Regions from separate parts of the Mus musculus genome. Here region 2 is linked to region 1. A link is a loop called in an ENCODE intact Hi-C map of the cell type or tissue named here. Cell type or tissue: left cerebral cortex. All regions are shown on one strand. Links, peaks and the distances in the headings refer to the core of each region. The heading gives the core; the rest is flanking DNA.

Evidence for each region. Hi-C counts contacts between places; a loop is a spot of excess contacts. Peaks named below come from ENCODE experiments on the same cell type or tissue, not always from the same donor. Only the 100,000 strongest peaks of a DNase experiment are listed, where the experiment ranks them.
Region 2: a loop joins it to region 1, with 7 times the contacts of the local background. A loop is called at or near these places in 3 of 42 quality-filtered maps.

The regions. Positions count from the first base shown.
Region 1 is chr7:78,653,499-78,664,869 of GRCm38, forward strand. It overlaps E430016F16Rik (RIKEN cDNA E430016F16 gene), which reads right to left. Exons shown (of 11, transcript NR_015542.2): 7 at 7,119-7,173; 8 at 4,137-4,237. Among named protein-coding and RNA genes, the nearest start is that of E430016F16Rik, 59 kb to the right of the region's middle. In left cerebral cortex, for the core only: no CTCF peak of the experiment used is centred there; DNase peaks (open chromatin) are centred at 4,714, 6,654, 6,882 and 7,520; H3K27ac peaks cover 703 bases.
Region 2 is chr7:78,725,549-78,736,919 of GRCm38, forward strand. It overlaps Gm30892 (a long non-coding RNA gene), which reads right to left and starts at 9,096. Exons shown (of 3, transcript XR_391631.1): 1 at 8,438-9,096; 2 at 6,165-6,389; 3 at 1,925-1,954. In left cerebral cortex, for the core only: no CTCF peak of the experiment used is centred there; DNase peaks (open chromatin) are centred at 6,026 and 8,501.

The DNA of each region.
Region 1 (11,371 bases), core at 2,274-10,273:
ATGGTCTGCTATCTCCAACCCCAGGCTGAGGTCAATCCCAGCATAAGATCTGAGCCAGCATGGTGCTTAGGACAGAGCAATGGACAGAGAGGAATTTCCTTCTCTCTGTTTCAGGGGAATGAAACAATAAGTGGAAATGGAGCTGTCTCTATTCTTGGGAGTGGGTGAGCTTCACTCCCCTCCCACAAAGGCTCCTGTGTGTAGAGTCCCAGCCTGCAATTGCACCTTCCAGTTGTCCCACTTGCAATCCATATTCCCCAGCCTGCTGGGGCGCTGGGATCCACAGGAGCTTCATTGCCTGGCCTCCGGGGACCTGCTACCTGCCTCTGCCCCTACCTCTGGAAACTCCTGCACCCAGCCATCCTATCACACCGCCCCTCCCTACAGGCCCAGGACAGGGCTGCCCCCTACTGGAGGTCTTGGTCCCCAGGGAACTAAGGTTCTTGCCCTCCCCAGGAAGCACTGCAGACTCTGAAACCACTATCTGCTAATTGCTTGCTACTACCCCTTCCTCTCCATAGGAATATCATTGCCAGCAATTAGCGTGAAGATCTTCCCCACTCTAGTTAAGATCCCAGGCTGCAGTTAAATGCTCCCAGATCCCATTTAAATGATTTCAAACGCAATTCATTCTGGCTCATTAGATAATCCTGTAGATGGTTTTCTTTGCCGTCACCACCTTAGAAACCTCTTTTTAATTTCTTTAGAAAAATGTTTAAAAATTTTTTTTAAATGAAAGGGTTAGAAGTGAAGAGGGCAGCCTGGTCTAGGAGCAGGAAGCAGAAAAATGCCTGCCCTGGCCTCATCTTGGCTTGGCTTGCTTTCCTTTCCCCCACTCTGGCTCCCACCTGGACCTTACTCTCGGCTCGCTCCCTCCATCCTTTTCTCTTGGAAATGACTTCACCTGACAGCTATGGATTTGGATTTTTTTTTTAACCAATTACTTATGCCCAGTGAGAAAATAGGTTTTTAATGTCTGTCCTTGCTCTGCACAGCCTGGCTATCTCCCAGCAAAACAAGGTGACAGTGTCTGCTCTATGGATGATCCCAGACCTTTGCTGGTCAGTGTGCAGGCCAAGCTGGGGGATGTGGTGTGTGTAGATGAGGAAACCAAGAAGGACCAGAACAGAGAGCATCCTCAGGGCCAGTACTCGGAGACAGAGGGGACCCCAGCCTGTGAGCTCTGAACCCCCTCATTGTCCAGTTCAATACTCACTCGGCCTCGATTAGTTTGAAGATGTATGGACCATTGCCCTAGGCCAGGAACTTTATAAGTGTTTTGCATATATTAACATGCAAAACCTTAGGTATGACCTGGTAAGATAGATGTGGTTATCATGTCATTTTACAATAAGGAAAAATTAAGGCTCCTGAGAAGCTTAATATAGCATCCAAAGTCACCAATCTAGCCCACTCTTTAGCTGGGACAGCACTGCTCTAGAATTTCTAAATTATCCCAATACACTGCCTGGACATGGTGCCTGTATTAGTCAGGGTTCTGTAGAGTAACAGGACTTATAGAATTAACAAAGACAGACAGACAGACAGACAGACAGACAGACAGATAGATAGATTCTATATATAAAATGTAAGCATATATATGAATATATACTTATTAGAATTACTTATAGGTGCAGTACATCTAGTGTAACAGTAGTTGGCTATGAATAGAATGTCCAAGAGTTATTCAGTCCATGACAAGATTGGATGTCTCAGCTGATCTTTGGGACATACTGGAATCCCAAATATGTCATTCTAATGCCAGGGAAGAAATGGACATGCTAGCAAGGGTGAGAACTACCAGGCGAAAGGCAAAAGCTTCCTCCAGCCTCACCTTATACAGGCTTCTGACAGGTGTGGTCCAGATTAAAGGTGTGTCTTCCCTGATCAAGATCTGGGATTAAAGGCGTTGCTATTCTCAATAGATCTGTATTAAAGGTGAGTCCCCCTACCCCAGAGATCCAGATAGGAAGTTGATCTTCCTACTTCAAATGAAGTAAAAACCTCTCACATGTATGCCTGCCATTTTCAGATTTTAGTTAATTACAAATGTAGTCAAGTTGACAGCCATGAAAGCCACCACTGTCCCTTGATCCTGAAAAAGTACCCTGATACCTCTTAGGAGGCTCAGCAAGGTCCTGACTGAGTTCTTACCTCAAAAGATGTCAGTCTTCTTTCTAAAGTGGCACACAGGCTGCTAAGGGCTGTAGACTAGGGTGGCACAGAGTGCCAGAGAAAATTGAGGAGCAGAGAGTTCTATTTGCTCCTTGGGAAAGGAGAGACAGATTGGAACAGGCTACAGAAAGAGGCTGCATCACCCAGACCCTGAAGACTGAGACAAGAAAACTGAAGTCAGAGGGGAGTAAGCAGAAACAGAGTGGGCAGACTGTAAATGAAGGTCGGAGAACTAAGGGACCTGGTGGGCTAGGCTCACAAGCTTCAAATGTGTCTGAGGATTTGTTGCACAAATATCACTTTAGGTCAGTGTCCTCTAACCAGGGGAGAGTTTGCCTCTCAGCTAACTTTGGACAATATCTGCAGGCTTTTATTGTCACAGTGAAGGAAAAAGGCACTATGGGTGTCTAGTGTACAGAAACCAGGGATTCTGTTAGGCAGTGTAAGGAATTACCCATCCCCAAGTCCCAACAAGGCTGGAGGGGAGACACCATAGTGCAAAGAGGCAATGATGCCATCACCTTTGGAGGAAAACAAAACTGGCTCTAGATGAAGACATTGGGAAAGGGTTGGTGGAGAAGGGGGTGCTGAGAGGCTCACAGGAACGGTCTGGGAGGACTAGTTGGGCAGAGAAAAAGAGATGCCCAAGAAAGTCCAGAGAGTGAGAGCTGAGCCTGGGAGGCAGCTAGGCAGAGAGTGCTGGGCCTGCACAGTTTGGCAGTGTGGACGGTTCATAGGAAGGAAGATGATGAAAGCTTTGGAAAATGTCTTCCACGGTACAGTTCATTACCCTAACAGCAATTTAGAAGGATTCCATAAGGCAATGGGGGAGCCACTGAAGGGCTTGGAGCACCAAGAAATGGGATCAGAGATGCTTTAATTAATCAGGACTTAATTAATTAATCAAGCAGCGATACACAGACTGGGGGAAGGGAGCCCCACTAGGAGGCCATTTCAGTGCTCCCAGCAGGAGTCTTAGCCACCCCCAACTGGAGAGTAACAGCCCCGTTCCACCTGCTGGAGGAGTGTCCCCTGAGCCGTGCTCAGAGCTAAGCACAGGATACAAGCCAGAACCACTGCTCCATAGGAGACAGCACAAACTGAGTGCTTGTCAATTAATTTAAATTTTAAATGCAATTTGATATTTTAATTTGTTAAAACAAGCACGTGTTGCTCCTGTAATCAAAAAAATATATAAGAATGTCTTTAAAAATGGAAGCCAAAATTTATGCACAAAGATCTCATTACAGCAGTATCTGGGGTAGCAACCTGTTTGCCATCAGGGGATCACCAGCTACAGGCCCTGCAATGGGTATTTTACATGAAAACAGTAGATGTATGCCCTTGAAGAATTGAACATAATAACTGTATTAGTCTTTTTCGATTACTATAATGGAATACCTGAGACGAAAAAACTTTATAAAGAAAAAAAAAATGTGGTGTGTGTGGTGGTACAGGCCTTAAACCTAGTACTTAGGAGCAGAGGCTGACAGATTTTGACAATTTCAAGGCTGGTCTATGGAGTGAGAGCCAAGGCTACATGGTGAGACCCTGTCTCAAAACAAAACAATAACAACAACAAAAACAAGAACAAGAAGTTAAGTCACACTTGACAAGATAAGTCTCCAGATAGAGACATGGGCCACACACAGAGGAACTGCTCTAGATCCTTCTGAAGGTGTGCCTCCAGTGACCTAATGTCCTCCCTGCACAAAGCCCCATCTCTAAAAAGTCCCATTACTTCTTAATGCCACCACACTGAAAACCAAGTTTCCAGCATATGAACCTGTGGGGTGGTGAGTGGTAACAGTCATGCCAGCCATAGCTAAATACTGTCTAATAAATAAGATGTGCAGACAAGGGTGGGGATATAGCTCAGTTGAAAGAGTGCTCCTTTAGCATGTAGGAAGCCCTGGGTCCAATCTCAAAGCACACATAAACGACATGATGATGCTGCATACCTGTATTCACAGTGCTGGAGAGGTGGAGAAAGGAGAATCTGATATTCAAAATGTCATTGGCTGCAGAATGATGTTGAGGTCGGCTTTGGTTGCATTAGATCCTATTTTGAAAGAGAGAGTGGGTTGGGGGAGGGGGAGGAAAGGAGAGTACCCAATGAGTGAACTCATTGCAATTAGGAAGGAATAGCTGATCAGGACTGCGTACAGATGTGGGCAACCAAATGCTTACCTGGGTGCCTCATTGCACTGGATGGGCCTCCAAAGGGACTTGGATTTTGAACTGCAAGGTGCAGCTGAAACTGCTTCCCTCACCCTGCCCAACATTAGGTCCTGGAAGTTGAGAGTCTCTGGGAGGGAAGAAATGACTGAGCTGGAGGTCGGGAAGTGGGACACCGATCTATTGCCAGGAGCAGTAGGGCAAAGGAAAGCTTTTGTGAAGCCAGCAAGTCTTTACTGAGAGAATATTGTACAGCTCAGGCGCTCTCAAACAAAAGCCTGGAAGTCGCAGTGGCAAACAAAAACAAGCATTGCTTTCTTTCACTGCGAGTCTGAAGGTCAGCCTGAACTGGCTCTGCTTCACGCATCCCTCATGGGACAAGTAAGCCAGCCAAGAGGATTTTCTCAAGGCAATGACATAATCTCCAAAGGGCATGAAGCATGGCCAGCGGCAGCTTGCATCACCCGGCCAGAGCAGCCACGTGGCTTTGTGCAGAGTCGAGTGGCAAGGCAGTCTCCTCTTGCCCTTCTGTGAAAGGATTGACAAAGCTGCTAGCAAAGCACAAGCGTAGATTCGGTGTCTCTGCTGAAAGCGGTGGTGGCAAACCTGCACCTTGAGCCTGTCAGGTGCTGGCAAGTTCCTCCTCTGTAGCCCATGTGCTGGAAATGGGCCTTGTGGGACACAAAGAGTGGCTCTTTGAGATGAAAGCATGCTCACTCCTCGACCTTGAGGTTCTGAGATTGTGAGTGGAGTTGAAGAAGAAATGTGCCACCCGGGGATCCATCCCATAATCAGCCACCAAACCCAGACACTATTGCACAATGCCAGAAAGATTTTGCTGAAAGGACCCTGATATAGCTGTCTCGTGTGAGGCTATGCCAGTGCATGGCAAATACAGAAGTGGATGTTCACAGTCATCTATTGGATGGATCACAGGGCCCCTAATGGAGGAGCTAGAGAAAGTACCCAAGGAGCTGAAGGGGTCTGCAACCCTATAGGAGGAACAACAATATGAACTAACCAGTACCCCCAGAGCTCATGTCTCTAGCTGCCTATGTAGCAGAAGATGGCCTAGTCGGCCATCATTGGGAAGAGAGGCCCCTAGGTCTTGCAAACTTTATATGCCCCAGTACAGGAGAACACCAGGGCAAAGAAGTGGGAGTGGGTGGGTAGGGGAACAGGGTGGGGGGAGGGTATGGGGAACTTTTGAGATAGCATTTGAAATGTAAATAAAGAAAATATCTAATAATAATAATAATAAAAAGAAATGCGCCTTCGCTTACTAAAACTGTAACTGCCACATTCGTGATCTGTCTGGATGCAGATTTCTCTGGAAATCTTTTATTTTACTGGAAGTATCTGTTCTGAACCTAAGCTTAATGCTGACACCGCTTACCCTGGGCTTCTTTTTATCTATCTATCTATCTATCTATCTATCTATCTATCTATCTATCTATCTATCTATCTATTTTTGCCTCCCAGTGCCCTTTTAGTTTGGTAGGGCGACTGGGGTAGAAGAATCATGTAGCCCAGGCTGGCCTTCCTTCTGCCACCTCCCAAGAGATGAAATTACAGAATTTCCCTGCTACCTCCACTTTCAACTCCCCTTCAAGCATCTTTCTTCCCATTTCCTTTGACGATTTCCTTTCTTTATGCTCTCCTAAAATACGGTGTCCTTCAAAACTATGTTTTCAACTGCGTTTTCCCCTCCATATCCCGAGGAGTGACCTTCAGGGTACCTATAAACTCCAAGAAAATTATTTAACTTAAAAGTTTAAATTATTTAAACTTAATAAACGTCTCTCTGTTTGTTCATGTCTAGATTGAAGTCTATGGATTTGTCAGGATTCGTGAAACGTTCACCACTGGCAGAAGGTGACAGCACCATTCTGCCACCTTCCTGGTTAAGACCCATCTTCCTGTGGGCTTCAAGCATCCCTTCTTGCTCCCCTTCACAGCCTCCCCACCTTTCCCTACTCTTAATCTGCCTCCGTTCAGACTCCTCCCATCTTTCTGAGAAGCCTCACAGGCATCCCAAAACACATCCATGAGGGAACTCCAACAGAGAACCCATGTCTCCTGTCTTTATGGATGGCCAATTCATCACAGGGCCCTGACCTCTGGACAGACTCCACTGACTCATACCTTCTTTCTGCCTTACCTTCTGACAACTTAAATTGATGCCTCCTCCTCCTCCTACCTACTCGGCATCAATGCAGGGCCCCGCCCTCCTTCTCATAATCCTGACCCAACTATTTTCCATAGATCCAGTCCCTTAGTCATCTCACACAGCTATCTGGGTTCCTTCCAAAATCCTAGTGATTTTTTGTAAGTCTCTTGTCCACCCACTGCTTTTAGGGAAAGGTCTAAATAGAAGCTAATTGGGGGATAGTCTCCACCAAAAAAACCCTGCCCATCTCCACTTTCAATCCCTAACACTCTGTCTCTGGACCTTCCCCTAAGCAAGCCCACACTTCCCATCGCTCACCAATTTATTTCCTTGCCTAGTTCTACTTCTCCCAAAACAGCGAGTTTCATTGTTACCTCTTCTGTGTTGTGGACCTCAGGCTGGCTAGGTGCCTCTTCTTTAGACTCCAGTGGTATCAAACCACTGTAAAAGCTTCTACAAGACTACACTATCCATTGAGTTATAAACATTACATGAGCTAGACGCATGTGCTTGCCTCCCAAAGGTCGTATGTTCTATAAATGTTTGATAACTGAATATTAGATGGAATGGGTGAAGTGGTAGTTTTATTTGTTACCTGTCTTGTGATGTTGAGCAAGTCTGGTAACTCCTGAGGATATCAGTTTCCTTATCTGCAAAATGGAAACCATAATGAAAATACTGAGGTATATTAGACAATAAGTCTTGGGTCATCCACACAACTAAAGTCGAAATCACCAAAATATAATTCTTGAAACTATGTAGTTGCAAAAAAAAAAAATGTGAAAAGGGGGTGTAGAATAATTTAGTCAGCATGACTTCAACTGTCTACAAGGGACAGCTGTGAATAAACGCTCCCTCGCACATGCCTGGAGTGACAGAGCCAATATTTATCCTTGAGTGGTGGGACTGTGGTGACTTCATTTTATGCCCCCAGACTTGCCACATTTTTGTTAGTGAGCACGCAATACTTTATGATGAAAAGCTAAACTTTATTACCAAAAAAGAAGAAAGCAGTTTCTAAGAAAAGAAGCCGCATCCTCCTCACTTGGCAGTGTGTTGGATGCCGCCCAGCATTCCCAGGGAGGGAGCTCTTGCCTCCCTCCAGCACTTTTTGTTCTTCTACAAAGGCAGGTCCACTCCACTCTGTCCCTCCCTCCCACTGAGCTTGCAGCATCGCTGGGCAGCCAGGTCTGCAGAGAGAATGAACGCAAGCCTGGAGCATCTTTGTCTCTGGTCTTGTGATGAGAAGAGGAGAGCCACATACCCACAGTGACTTCAGCCCCTAATTGTTTGAACCCTTGCTGCGTGGTAGCAGACTCACAGACCCAGCCTTTGAGGAGTTCCCAGTTCCAAGGTTCAATCCGCCGAAGGTCTCCATGTCAGATCTCACTAAGAGTTGAAGACTTGCTGCATCAGAGCAACTTCAGACCCATAGCCTTGGGGCTTCCAGGAACTTGAACTCTCAGCCATTGCTGGTGGGAGCTGAAAGTGTTCCAATCTTTCTGTTGTGTGACCTTGAGGCTATTTCTAAGACTTTAATTAGGAAGGCGTATCTTAGCTAATTCTGCATCAACTTAATCAAGTCAAGGGATACCCAAAAAGCTGGTAAAACAAGGTTTCTCAGTATGACTGATTCCAGAAGAGCTATGTGTTAGGAGCATAAGGATAAAGCAGAGACACATTTCAGCAATATGAACAGGCCTCACCCAACCTACTGACAGCCCTAAGGAACAAAAGTCAATGAAAGTTTAAATGTTCTGCCTCTTCTTGAACTGAAACATCTACTTGCTTTGGCCCTTGAACGCTATAGCTCCGGGCTCCTGTGTCTTAGCCCTTCAGAGTCCAGCACATGCAGCAGAGGCTCCTACCTTATCTGTCCCCCAGTTCTCAGATTTTGGAATGCAGACCAAACTATGCCAATAGCTTTCCTGGTACCACGTGCAAATGGCATACCATGGGACTTTCAGTCTGTATGTGCCAGTTCCTGTTATAAATCTCTTCTATATTTATCTCTATCTAGTAGGTCCTGTTTCTCTGTAGAATCTTAATACACGTGGCAAATCAACATTCAAAAAAAATGCACATCAGTTATTGGCTCCAACCTGCAATCCCAGCTGCTATGAAGGTTGTGTTGTAAAGCAGGAGGACCACAAGATAAAAGGCCAGCCAGGGAAACTCCGTCTCAAAATAAAAAAATAAAACAGGGTGTGGCAGTGTGAATAGGAATGGCCCTCTTGGGCTCATAGGTTTGATTGCTCGGTCATGCCAAGGAGTGGCACTATTAGGAGGTATGGCTTTGTTGAAATAGGTGTGTCCTTGTTGGAGGAAGAGTACCACTGGAGTGGGATTCAGGATTTTAAATGATCAAGTCAGGCCCCAGGGTCTCGCTCTTCTTGATGCCTGAAAATCCAAAAGTAGAATTCTCGGCTCCTTCTCCAGCACCATGTCTGCCTGCCTGTCACCATGCTTCCACCATTAAGATACTGAACTAAACCTCTGAAAATATAAGCAAGCCTCAGTTAAATATTTTCCTTTATAAGAGTTGCCATGGTCATGGTGTGTCTTCATAGCAATGGAACACTGACTAAGACAGAGGGGATACTGGGAAAATGCTTGTTACCAAAGTATGAGAATCATAGAGCCCCAACATCCACATAATTGTTGGGCAGCAATGATGGCTCACTTGTAATCCCAGCACTTGAGAAGCTGAGACAGAAGTGCCTACCACCCCAGCAAGCTGGCTAATCAGAGTAACAGAACTGGCAAATTCTAGGTGCAGCTGAGAGACCCTGCCTCAAAATAAAAAGTAGAGTGTAACTGAGGATAAAGACACCTGGAATTAACATCTGACCTGTACATGCATGTGCACAAATGTGCCCATGTGATACACACATATATGCACCCACCTGCATACATATACAAAACAAACAAATAAATAAATTGAAAGAAAGAAAGAAAGAAAGAAAGAGAGAGAGAGGGAGGGAGGGAGGGAGGGAGGGAGGGAGGGAGGGAGGGAGGGAGGGAGGGAGGGAGGGAGAGAGAGAGAGAGAGAGAGAGAGAGAGAGAGAGAGAGAGAGAGAGAGAAAGAAACTAAGGATATAGCTTAGTGGTAGAGTACTTTCCAGGCATGTATGAGGCTCTAGGCTGACTCTCATGTAACACACACACACACTTTTTCAAACACTATGCATATTATTTTAATGAGGATAGTGCAAATTCCAAAATATTGATTAAATTTTAATGGTATTATTAAATAAATTAACAAATCACCATGCAACTGCCAAAATACCCAGGCAGTGGAGTAGTTAATTACACAGAAAGTATTAGAAGACTATTGTTACATTTGAAAGCAAGTTACAAAATAGTCACAGGGATAAATGTGTTCTAAATGTGTCTGTAGAATAGGATGCTTGAGGTAGGACAAACACAAAACTGTTAGCAGTTATTTCTGAGTAGCCAAATTTCAAATGACTTCTTTCTTCTTTGGGCTCATTTCTATTTTCTACACTTTCTTGCAATTAGTTCAGATCGCTTTCATAACAAGAAAAAACTTTATTTTAAAGAAAACCCATTTTAAGAGTTGCATTTTGACAAACTTCCAGTTCTCTTGAATCACTTTATGTCCAAGTTCCACACTGTAGATGGGATGCCTTTTCTTTCTTTCTGAAGTCCAACTTCTTCAATCTGAGAAAATAGGCTTCAAGCTCTCCCCTCAGTAAGAGAGCTTCTCACAGACTAGACAGACCATTTTCTCCTTATTAGGACAACAAGAGGAGTCCTGGGGCCATATTTATTTGCATCTCTCTCTCTCTCTCTCTCTCTCTCTCTCTCTCTCTCTCTCTCTCTCTCTCTCTCTCTCCCTCCCTCCCTCCCTCTCTCTCTCCCTCCCTCCCTCCCCCCTCTCTCTCTCCCTCCCTCCCTCCCTCTCCCTCTCTCTCTCTCTCCCTCCCTCCCTCTCCCTCCCTCCCTCCCTCTCCCTCTCTCTCTCTCCCTCCCTCCCCCCCCCTCTCTCTCTCACACACACACACACACACACACACCAGAGATGTATTTAATTGCAATGTAAGGTATGAGCACCAAGTGCCAAACACTCAACTACTCATTGAATGAAATGTCTAGGCATTTATGTTTCCTTACTCAACACTGCTATAATTCTAATGCAGATTATTCACTGCATAAGAAACCATCCCAGGTAGAAAATGGAGACACAAATTCTTGGTTCTGTTCACTAGACTGTGTTCCTCCTGCGGGACTCTATCCTTTAAGGCAGGAGAGATTCTTTTTAAATTCGCATGGTGGTGACCATCTTCTTGCCAACCTGGGCAACTGCAGCTTTGAGTCTTCTTAGGGAAGACATTTTTCTAATGTGTTTTATTAGAGAACAGAGGCCCTGTAGTCATCACAGCTTGCATTAAGAAATCAATATTGATTGCCCCATCCACCCACTCTGGTGGTTCCTATAAAGATAGTAAAAGTAGTCCCTTCTCTTAGTATCATGAGTAATCCACACTGTCAACTTGCCTGGACTTAGGATCATTTAGAAGACAGACCTCTGAGTGTTGGTGAGGGTGTTCACAGAGAGGTACAGTGGGGAGATAAGCCTGTATGTAGGTGTTATCACCCACAGGTGAGAACCCAGAGGTGAGAAGGGAGAAGCCAGCTGTTATGCAACTTTTTCTTAGCATTGGAAAGTTCCCTCCTGGAGGGAAGAAAGGAGCTCACAGAATGCAGAAAGTTCATGAAACTTACAAGGCTCAGGAAACCCAGAATCTATTGCTCAAGAGAGGAGGCTCTGGCTGGCTGGAGAGGGAGTTTCAAGCATACAGCCTGCATCAGTCATCACCTATG
Region 2 (11,371 bases), core at 2,303-10,302, 72 kb after region 1:
AGCCGACAGTGTGTGTGTGTGTGTATGTGTGTGTCTGTGTGTGTCTGTGTGTGTCTGTGTGTGTGTCTGTGTCTGTGTGTGTGTTTCTCATCAGGTCTGTTTACAAATCTTCTAGAATGTGTGTTTTTCTATTCTCACAAAATGAGAATTTTCACCATATTTGACACACTTTTTTCCTTCTACTTTCTCCTGGGACTTCAGCTCTACAGGTTTGGGGGCTGTTGGATATTGTCATAAATGTTCTGATATTCATTCTCTTTTACATTAAATCATTTCTCTGTCTCCCTCAGGTTCTCTAATACTTTCTCCATTCCATATTTTCTATTCGATTGATTTCTATGGCTGGTACTATTTCCTCTGCATAACTAACTTTAGGGTAAGTTTGTCTTGGGAGGAGGAGGTTCCTTACAGTGTAAGGAACTGGTTTTCAGCTTTTTTTTTTTTTTTGGACTGAGCATTTTAAATCATAAGGGTTCACCTTCACCCACAAATTTTACATGCTATGTTGTCACTTTGGTTTAGATCAAAGTACTTTTTAATTTCCCTTATGATGTCTTCCATGACCTATGAGTAATTTAGAGGTACATGGCTTCGATTCTAAATATTTGGGGATTTTCCAAGTATCTTGCTGTTATTGACTTCTAATTTAATTTCCCTGTGCTCTGAGAACAATCTCTATAATTCCAGTCTTTTTAAGTTCATCAAGATGAGTTTGGGGGCCAAGTCTACATTCTAGGACGCAGGACAGATTTTCTCATCCTGATGTTTTTCTTACTGGTTCTACAAATTGCTGGGAGCTGATGTTACTGTCTGCATTTGAAAGCTATACTCTTCTCTGTTACTTCCTTGAATTCCATCAACGTTTGTTTTGTGTACGTCAGCTTGTTATTAGGTGCACCTGCCCTTGGGCTTATTATATTTTATATTCCTGATGAATTGGCCTTTTGTTATTATAAAAATGACCCTTTTACCTCTGAAGTAGCCCTTAACTTTTCTGATAGTAATATCAGTCTTCCAATGCTAAGTCTTTATAATTGTTTTAGTTTTCAATCCTTTACCTTCAACCCATGAGTGTTTTCAGACTTAAAGTGGACTTATTGCAGAGATCATATAGTTGGGCTGTCTTCGTATTTACCACTGGACACCTCTGTCTTTCCATTGGAGTGTTTATTCCAAAGACATTTTTAAAATATACTGATGGTCTCCCACATGGGGTGGATTTTTTTTCCACCAATTTATTTACTCACTTTACATTTTGCACCCTTTTTTTTAATTCACCATTGCTCTCATCAAACACACCAGAAGAGAGCATCAGACCCCATTGCTGATGGTCATAAGCCACCATGTGGCTGCTGGGAATTGAACTCGGGACCTCTGGAAGAGCAGTCAGTGCTCTTAACCACTGAACCATCTCTCCAGCCCTCACTTTACATCCTAATCACAGCTCCTCTCTCCTCCCAGCCCTCTGCTCACATGGCCACTCTCCTTACACTCCTCTCACCCTGCTTCTCCTCTGAGAAGCAGGAGGCCCTCTCTGGGTACCAACCCACCCTGGCATATCAAGTCACTACAAGACTAGACACATCCTCTTCCACTTAGGCCAGACAAGGCAGCCCAGTCAGGGGAGCAGGATCCACAGGCAGGCAACAGAGTCGGGGACAGCTCCTCCTGCTTCCAGTTGTTGAGATGAAGATCAAACACCACATCTGCTGCATTTGCTTGGGGGTGGGGAACACTAGGTCCAGCCTGTGCATGCTCTTCGGTTGGGGGTTCGGTCTCTGGGAGCCCCCAAGGGTCCAGGTTAGTTGACTCTACTGATCTTCCTGTGGAGTTTCTATCCCCTCTGGGTCCCTCAATCCTTTGCTTTAATCCCAGCACTCAGGAGACAGAGACAGGAAGATCCCTAGATTCAAGGACAACCTGGACTACAGAACAAGTTTCAGGATAACCAGGGCTGCAAAAAACAAAAAAACAAACAAAAAAACTCTAATTCTGTCTCACAAAGACAAGAAAAAAAAAAACTTTCTTAGGAACTAGGCAATGTTTAAAAAACAACAACAACAACTTTATTTGGTCATCTCATTGCTATTCCCCTAAGCAATCCTATAAGCTATTCCACACTGCTATCCCCCGCTGCTACCACCCTAAGTTATGCCCCTTTGCATTAATTTTGGTGGCTTTCTGATTATGACACACACCATAAAATTGTCACCGTCTATTTTGTATATATAGTTTTTTTTTCTATCTATTCATTCCTGTCTCTACTGGATAGTTTTGTGTGTCAACTTGACACAGGCTGGAGTTATCACAGAGAAAGGAGCTTCAGGTACGGGAATGCCTCCATGAGATCCAGCTGTGTGGCATTTTCTCAATTAGTGATCAAGGGGGGAGGGCCCATTGTGGGTGGTGCCATCCCTGGGCTGGTAGTCTTGGATTCTATAAGAAAGCAAGCTGAGCATGCTAGAGAAAGCATCCAGTAAGTAACATCCCTCCGTGGCCTCTGCATCAGCTCCTGCTTCCTGACCTGCCTGAGTTCCAGTCCTGACTTCCTTTGGTGATGAACAGCACTGTGGAAGTATAAGCTGAATAAACCCTTTTCTCCCCAGTTTGCTTTTTAGTCATGATGTTTTGTGCAGGAATAGAATCCCTGACTAAGACACTGTCTATGTATTTTCTTCTAAGTGCATAATTGATAGTATATTAAATTTCAAGAATTGTCTTTTTAAGATTTTAATATCATAACTTTATATTTCCTATATTACCATTTCCAGGATAATTCATTCTGCTCTGTAAACCTGAGTTTCCACCTGGCATTGTTGTCCTTGAACTTCAAGAACTTCTTTGAGCATACTGCTTAGGTGAGACCTCGAAGCTTTAATCTGTCTAATACCTTAATGTTAAATGCCAGCCCAGTCTCCACTAGAACTTTATTAACAAGTCAGTCGTCAACCTAATCAATCATTAATTAATCATTATTAACCATTTATTAACAAGTCAGTCCCCAACCTTATTGTTCATTATTCCTTTGCAAGCTTCCTTTTTCCATTTTTTTAAAATTTGGATACTTTAGAAACTTTCCCCAGTATGATTTCCTTTTGTTAGATTAACAATATAGTATTTTATTTGGAAGTTTATTTGACCTTTTACATTGATGATTTGCTAATTTTGATTAAAATTTGAACAATCTTGACCAGTGCTTGTTTAAATATTTCCCCTACTGACTGATACCTTATTCCTTTTTTCTGTAACTCCATTTATTCATATTCTGAACTTGTTCATATTCCTTTTAGTGGTTTTTTAAGCTCTATTTTTAAAATAGTGTGTGTGTGTGTGCAAATCTGTTCAGATCCTTTCTGTTAAACTGACTTATTCTCTTCTTCATGAGATTCATCTTTTCCATTACACTTATTTTAAGGCACTTGTTTACTGAAATTAGGATCCGGACCATTCTGGGCTTTTTCTATTGGTTGATTTTTCTCATTTTCCTTTCTTCTTATCATAATAATAATAATATTTAATTATGTCTTAGCGGTACCCTGTAGAGACTGATGCTGTTATCTTTCTTTGAAGATATTGAGTTTTGTTCTTACAAGCGGTTAAACAGGAGGATGATCTCCATCGTGTGGAGCCTTTAAGCTTTGTTGAGTAATCCTCTCTGCTTTCCCCCACAGCTTATGGAATAATTGTTAGCTCCTATAAATGGTCCTTACCCTCCAGACATTGGCTCTTCCTGAATATTATCAGAAAGCGTTATCAAGCCTCTTTATCTCGCCAGACTCTGAACTCTAAATCGTGTATCCGTGGCACTGGGGAGCTATGTGATGCATGCTTACCAAGGTCCTCAGAACTCTCTTCTGGAGAGTCTTGCATGTGTCTTCACAAGTATGAAAGTTTTGAGAATTTGAAGAGAGTTTATATATAGACTTGGGGTTCCCTCTAGAATGACTCTTTTCCTGTATATTCACTTCCCTTAGCAGATTCGCACCCCAACCTCTGCCCAACGGGGAAATTCGCAACCCAGGAAACTCTATCATGTACACTGACAAAATTGAGGATGTCTTCAGCAAGAAGAGTAATAAACGTGAATTTCTCACACACACACACACACACACACACACACACACACAGCATCACCTTCATTCTATGTCTCATTTGGGTCATTCTACTGTGCTTTCAAATATGTTCAGCTTTCCCCACCCCCCCCCAAGATTTTAAAAGTACTGTTTGTGGGAGAGAGAGATAGTTTGCCTATAACCTGAGGCCAGAACTCAATTGAAATTGTGCCATGGCAGGGAGTGGAGGAGCAGAGGACATCTGAACATCAGGTGTCAGCCCGATCACTCTCCACCTTCTTTCCTTGAGATAAGGTCTCTCACTAGACCTAAAGCTAGACTAACAGCCAGAAAGCCCCAGTATCCTCCTGTCTACCCCTTACATAGCTGAGGTTACAGGTGTGGGCCACACCCAGCTTTGTGAATGGGATTTGAACTTATCCCCATGCAGGTACAGCTCGTGCTCACCCTCTTGAGCCACCTCCTAAACCCCCCTTGAAATCTTTGAGCACACAACTTAAACCACATTCTAGTCAGCAGTCCAAATATCTCACCATTTGAAACCTCCATCTTCAGATTTTTATCATTTTCTGGCTAGTTTTTATGTCAAGTTGACACAAACTAGAGTCATCTGAGAGAAGAAAACCCCAATTGAGAAACTGTCTCCATAAGACTGGACTGTAGGCAAGCCTGTTGGGCATTTTCTTCTTTTCTTTTCTCTTCTTTTCTTTTCTTTTCTTTTCTTTTCTTTTCTCTTCTCTTCTCTTCTCTTCTCTCCTCTCCTCTTCTCTTCTCTCCTCTCCTCTCCTCTCCTCTTCTCTTCTCTTCTCTTTTCTTTTCTCTTCTTTCCTTTTCTTTTATTTTCTTTCTTTCTTTTGTATTTTATTTTATTTTTTACTTATTCACTTTACATCCCATTCACTGTCCCCCTCCCAGTCACCCCTTCCCACAATCCTCCCCTCATCTCCCCCTCTCCTTCTCTTCTGAGCAGGTGGGGACCCTCCTAGGCATCCCCACCGCAACCCTGGCTCTTCAAGTCTCTGCGAGGGTAGGCACTTCCTCTCCCATTGAGGCCAGACAAGTCATTCCAGCTAGAAGAACATATCCCACATACGGGTAACAGTTTTTGGGATAGTCCCTGCTCTAGTTGTTTGGTACCCACATGAAGTGATTGATGTAGGAGGGCCTAGCCCACTATGAGTAGGCTCACACTTAGACTAGTTATCCTGGGTTCTATAAGAAAGCAGGCTGAGAAAAACATGAGGAACAAACCAGTATGCAGCACTCTGCCATGGCCCCTTCAAGCTCCACTCTTGCCTCCAGATTCCTGCCCTGTTTGAGTTCCTTCCCTGACTTCCTCTGATAAACAGTGACACGCTGTGGAAGCCTAAACAGAATAAATTAAACCCTTTCCTCCCCAAGTTGCTTTTAGCCATGGTTTTTCTTAGAGCAATAGAAACTCTAACTAGGACAGTTGGTAAGTGTACCAACATCCTTCCAGTAAGGTCAATTTTGGTGAAATTAGCTAGGGCAAGTTCTCTTAATTAAGGGCTCTGACCAATTTCTAGGTTGTACGCTGACCTGTGTGTTCCTCAAGTCTTGCGTGGCTTTAATGACACCACCATACCAAACAGGCACATGGCTCTCCATGAAAGCAACCAAACTCAGTAACTTCCACCTTTAACTTTTTCAATTTTTAATTAGCATCTTGGCTTAAAATATCCCAGTTTTATAATGATCGTATTTCTGTGCACAGCTAAGGATATTCCTGCTGGGTACCAGTAAATCATTTTACCCACAGGTTCTGGACAGTCCTTCACTAACACCTTCACTTTGCCTCCTTATTGGTCAGAATTCTTCTTCTTTGCATCAGGAGTGAAGGTCTAAAGCATCGTCACCAAACCATCTGCCTTACTCCCCACCTCCGTACATAGCATACACATGCACATGCCCACACACAGAAACGCACGCCTTCCCTAGACAGTGAAGGCGGCAGTTCCAAACGTTCACACCCTTTCCTCACAGTGACAGGCAGAGAGAATCTCAATTAGTCGAGGAGAAAAATAGATGTATATTTCAAACAAGGTGTATGACAGAAGACGCAGAACTCACAGTGAGGATGTTGGGAAAGCCAGAAGGCTGATCTGGGGCATTTCCAGACATCTTTCTGAGCTTTATGGAGTTAGTGTATCAGCCAATTGTCTTCTGAGTTCTCAAGTTCTGCATTTGCTGGTAAAGGTGTTAACAGCCCTCTTATTTACTCAGTAAACATCAAATCATATGGTTTTTGTGCTCTGTTGTGTAAGATGTCTTCTGTCCCTTCCAGATGGGTTTTTCCTGGGAGAAACCAAAAATGAAAACAGGCAGAGTTTCATTATAACTGCGTTCCTGGATTACTCTTCCTGCTAAAAGTTGAGGAGATATGAAAATAAGGACAATGGGTGTGGGGGGTAGACAGAGTCAAGTTCAGCCTGCATTAAATCACTTGCTGTTTGCACGGCCCTGGGCTAGTCATGTATTAAAAATAATGGCTAACAAGGTGGGAACTGGCTCAAGGGGCGGTCCCAAGGTCTGACACTATTACTGAGGCTATGGAGCACTCACAAAAAGGGACCTAGCATGACCACACACCGGAACACCCAACAAGCAGCTGAAAGAATCAGAGGCAGATATTTGCACCCAACCAATGGACAGAAGCAGCTGACTCCTGTTGTTGAATTAGTGAAGGCTGAAAGAAGCTGAGAAGAAGGGCAGACCAGTAGTCTCAATTAATCTGGACCCCTGACATCTCTCAAACACTGGACCACCAAACAGGCAGCATACACCAGCTGATATGAGGCCCCCAACACACATACAGTGGAGGACTCCTGGGTCTGTGTTCATTCAGAGATGATGCACCTAACCCTCAAGAGACTAGAGGTTCTAGGGAGTTTAGAGGTCGTGTGGGGTGGGGGGTGGGGGGGTGGAGACATCCACGTTGAGACAGGAGAGTGGGGAGGAGGTATGGGATGTGGAACAGTTGGAGGGTGGACAGGGGGAGGGGAATAAAATATGGAGTGTAAAATAATAAATTAACTAGTTAATTTTTTAAAATAATAATAATGGCTAAGATACATGTAACAGTAAGAACTATGCATTGTTTATTTAAAACACTTTAAAAGACTAATTCCACTTAGTCTTTATAATTACCTTCTGAGGCAAATACTAATGTTACTCTTTTATCACAAATAAGGAAACGGCACTGAAACATTATCTGAGTGCTACTGTAGTAGACTGCAGCCTTCAGTCGTGCTGTTGGGTCCTTGGCTTCGTAGATGCTTGGCACCGAGCGCAAGCAGCAGCAGAGTGCTGTCTGTAACAAATGACCTCATGGCTGGACCTGTCTTTTGCCGACATCAACTCTGGTTTGATGATTTACAAGCTAGCTTCTTCTAGAAATTCTAGGAGGTGGCCAATATGTAACATTTATTTTCTATTATATAAAATATCTCATGGGTTTTTGTGCTTTAAGCATCATACATTTATTATCTCAAATTTTCCATGGGTCGAAAGTCTAGTCCATCTTTGCCAGTCCCTGGATTGGGGTTTCACTGAAATATAGGTGACATCCGCTGTCTCCTCATGGAGAGGCTTGGTTGGGAATGGCCCTCTAGCAAGGCCCGCCAGCTTGTTTGCCAAATCAGTTTTTCTTATGACCTTATGGCTGAAGTTGCTATATCGTTGTGGATTTTGTGGTACTGGGGGGTTGAACTTAGTATCTTGTGTAGTGCTAGTCTCTGTATTTTAACTACCAAGCCATTTCTACTTCCCACTTCTAGAGGAAGTCCTTGACACATGACCTTCTCTGCAATAAGTCCGGTTGTTTCTTTAAAGCCAGAAGGAGGACAGCCACGACTAGTTCTCGCATGTTTTAAGGTACAGCCTAATTAGGTCACACTCACCTAGAATAGCCTCACTTTTATTAAGCATAGTCAGCTATCAACAATCACGATTATGGCAGCCAGATTCTTTTTTCCTATGATGTAATTCCATGGTATCTTGTCATGTTCAAAGTCTCCACCCACACTTAAGGAAAGCGATCAGATGGGGCAAGCAGGGCAGTGATGAAGGACCCTGGGGATCATCCTAGAGTACAGCCTACCACATAGACTATTCTCATTCCTTTTCCACTAACCCTTGGCAACGTGGATTCTGTTGTCCTCAGCAGAACCTGCTACCCAGCAGCAAACAGTACAGGAAGCAGATCTCTGAGGAAAGGTGGATGCAAGACTAATAGGCTGTCCAGTCTGATGGCATGGGGATCCAGCTATGAATAAAGGATGCAACATCGCCAGCCTAATATATGTCATGACAAAAACTGTTCCTTAAATGTGGTCTGGGGCTACCTGGAATGCAGAGTGCAGAATGAAGGCTTTGGGGGCGACAACAGCAGCATTGACAGAATCTCATCAGGGCTTGAGAAGTGCAAAGACTGTAGAGTAGACTGGTGATTCATAACTGCACCGGTGAGCTTCGAGAGTAGAAACGAAAGGCAGGGCTTTTACGTTTTCAGCCCAAAGTAGTCAGAGCACTGAGTTTCTATGGCTACTCGGGGAAAAAAAGAAATTCTTTTGAGTTGCTTATCTCTAGCAAGGCTTGTGTTACTAAAAGCCAGACTGAGTCTAAGCCTGGGGCTATGGTTTGCCGAGCTGCACTGGAGCTCAGACTCAAGACCTTAGCATGTCTTTTGGAAGGGCAGTTGTTACAATACAGTAAGGCCCCCAGGACTGGGGTAGTGCTGTTCTGCAGCATCCGAGCATCCTAATCCCTAAGACCCACTGACCTTCTCCTCCTCTGAGTCATGAAATAGGTCGCACCTTATGCAAAGTTCCTGAAATGACCTTATGTGAGACAGCCACACTGTAAGGGTTCTCCTTACAACCTCCTCCACCCTCACATTTAACTCCAGATCCATAATGGGGACCAAATCAGAGGAGGCCGATTCCAAAGTCACACCTGGCAAGCACTGTTCTTTTAAGGATCCTTTCTATAATTTGTTACAACGTCATACCTGAAAGAGAATGATCAATGTGGTAAAAATGAAGGATGTTTCTGTTTAAATCATCATGAATACAAGGAAAGGTCCTGGTTCTTGGGAAGGTGAAATAATCTCTCTGCATCCTGTGCTTCCTGGCTAGCGTGTGTATGAAACCCAGACAGTGTGCATGAGACTTTCTGGGGTCCCTAGAAAGAAAGTAGTAGAAATCAGGGCTTAGGTCAGAGCTCACAGCATGTTCTAGGTTTCCGATGATCTCCCCAGCCTGAATTGCAGAATCCCAGAAACCAAATGCATGGACAGGAAGAACCAAAGGAGGAGGCACCGAGCTCTTTGTGAAAGATGAAAATAGAGAGCTCCAGGGATGAGCTTAGTGGGTAAGAGCATTGTCTCTTCAAGCATTAGAACCTGAGTTTGAATCTCTAACATTCACATTAAACTCTGGGCATGGCTGTGTATGTAGGTAAGCACAGGCTTGGAGAGAAGAGATAGGCAGGTTCCCCAGAACTGGCCAGCCCTCCTAGCAAAAGTGGCAGGCTTCGGATTTAGTGAGACCCTGCCTCCAGGCAACAAGGCAGAGAATGATGGCACTGAGCACAGAGCACTCAGCATCTTGCTCCAGGCTCTGTACACTCACAGGTGCACACAGCAGCACAGCCAGGTACACGTAACACACACACACACACACACACACACCACATCAAGAGGAAAGAAAGGAAAAAAGGAAGGTAGGGAGTTTGTTCAGGGAACATGAGAAATTTCTGCTTCCCTGTCAACCTCCAGCTCCTGTTAGCCATGTAATCATTCCCTGATGCTCCAGTTCTCAGGTGTTGGCATGATGTTGTGACATGAGAAAGTGACAGTGGATATTTGTAGGAAACTTACACTTTCCATCAGAGGCAGCATCAAGGGGATGAGGGAACCCTACGGTTTTTATTTCTATCTCTTTCCTTTTGTTGCTTAGCTTCAGTCAAAGTAGCCGTAACTATGGCCCCAGCTTTCTGAGCATCAATATTACAAGTACCAAGGACCTGAAAGGTCACAGAGAAAGAGAAGGGTCCAGAAAACTGATCCTACAACATTGTCTTTAAATGCCAGACTCAGTCCTGAGCTTCATGTGTACAGATCAGACCCTCAACAGCAGACCAAAGACTAAGGCTGAAACCCTAAGACAGACCACTAATGGCCCAGCTATCCATCTGACTAGCACAGCCCTGGGGTGTGGCTTTGTGGTGGAGTGATTGCCTAGCATGCACAAGGCCCCAGGCTCCAGCAGCAAAGACTGACAATCCAACAAGCGTTGAAATGGTGCATAAGAGGCCTCACTGCCATTGCCCAATCAGGTCATATGCTTGTTAAAACCAAAACACTAACAGTCTCCATGGAATTTACAAGAGACCCCCCCCAAAAAAATCCCCTAATGTGATATTTTAAATGTTCAAGATGTAATCCAAAATTATTCAACATTAAGAAAAAAAAAAAAAAACCCTCAACTCACTGGGCAAACAATCAAGAGACACCAGTGTAGGGATGTCACTTATGTTGGAAATGGCAACGGCTTTAAAGTAGTTCTTACAAAGCCGCTTCAGAAGTCAGGACCCATTCAAATCAAAAGATAGACATCTTAGGCCAAAAGAAATAGAAGACATTAAAACATAGATATTCTTAAAACTGAGAGACATGTGCACAAATTTAAAAGCTCATGGAATGGCTCCGCCTCAGAATTCAAAGAGTCAATGGATAAAACTATTGTTTCCTCTCAAATGGCTTTACATTTTAATATAATTCTACCTCAAATCTTGACAGGAATGTCTATAGATAAAGCAGGCTAATTGTGACATGTGTGTGGAGTGCAAATGTGTAATAATCAAGGCAGTCTGAAATGAAAAATGCAGTTGTGAGATACACATCACCTACTGAGGGTTTCCCAGAATTTTGGAGGCAGAGGCAGGCAGATTTCTGAGTTCGAGGCCAGCTTGGTCTACAGGGTGAGTTCTAGGACAGCCAGGGCCACACAGAGAAACCCTGTCTCGAAAAAGGAATAAAAGAAAAAAAAAATGTCTCAGATTTCTCTGACTGTGATACAGTAACTGATACCAGAGGATCCTGGGAAACAGCTAGGATATAGGTCAGTATGACAGAATGGCAGGACCAGAAACCAAAACTCACACATAGACACATAGAGAAAGAATGGATTATTATCACGGGCACAAAAACAGATCACTAAAGCTATAGTTTAGTTACATCTCTCCCTCCCCTTCCCTCCCTCCCAGCCCTCCCTCCC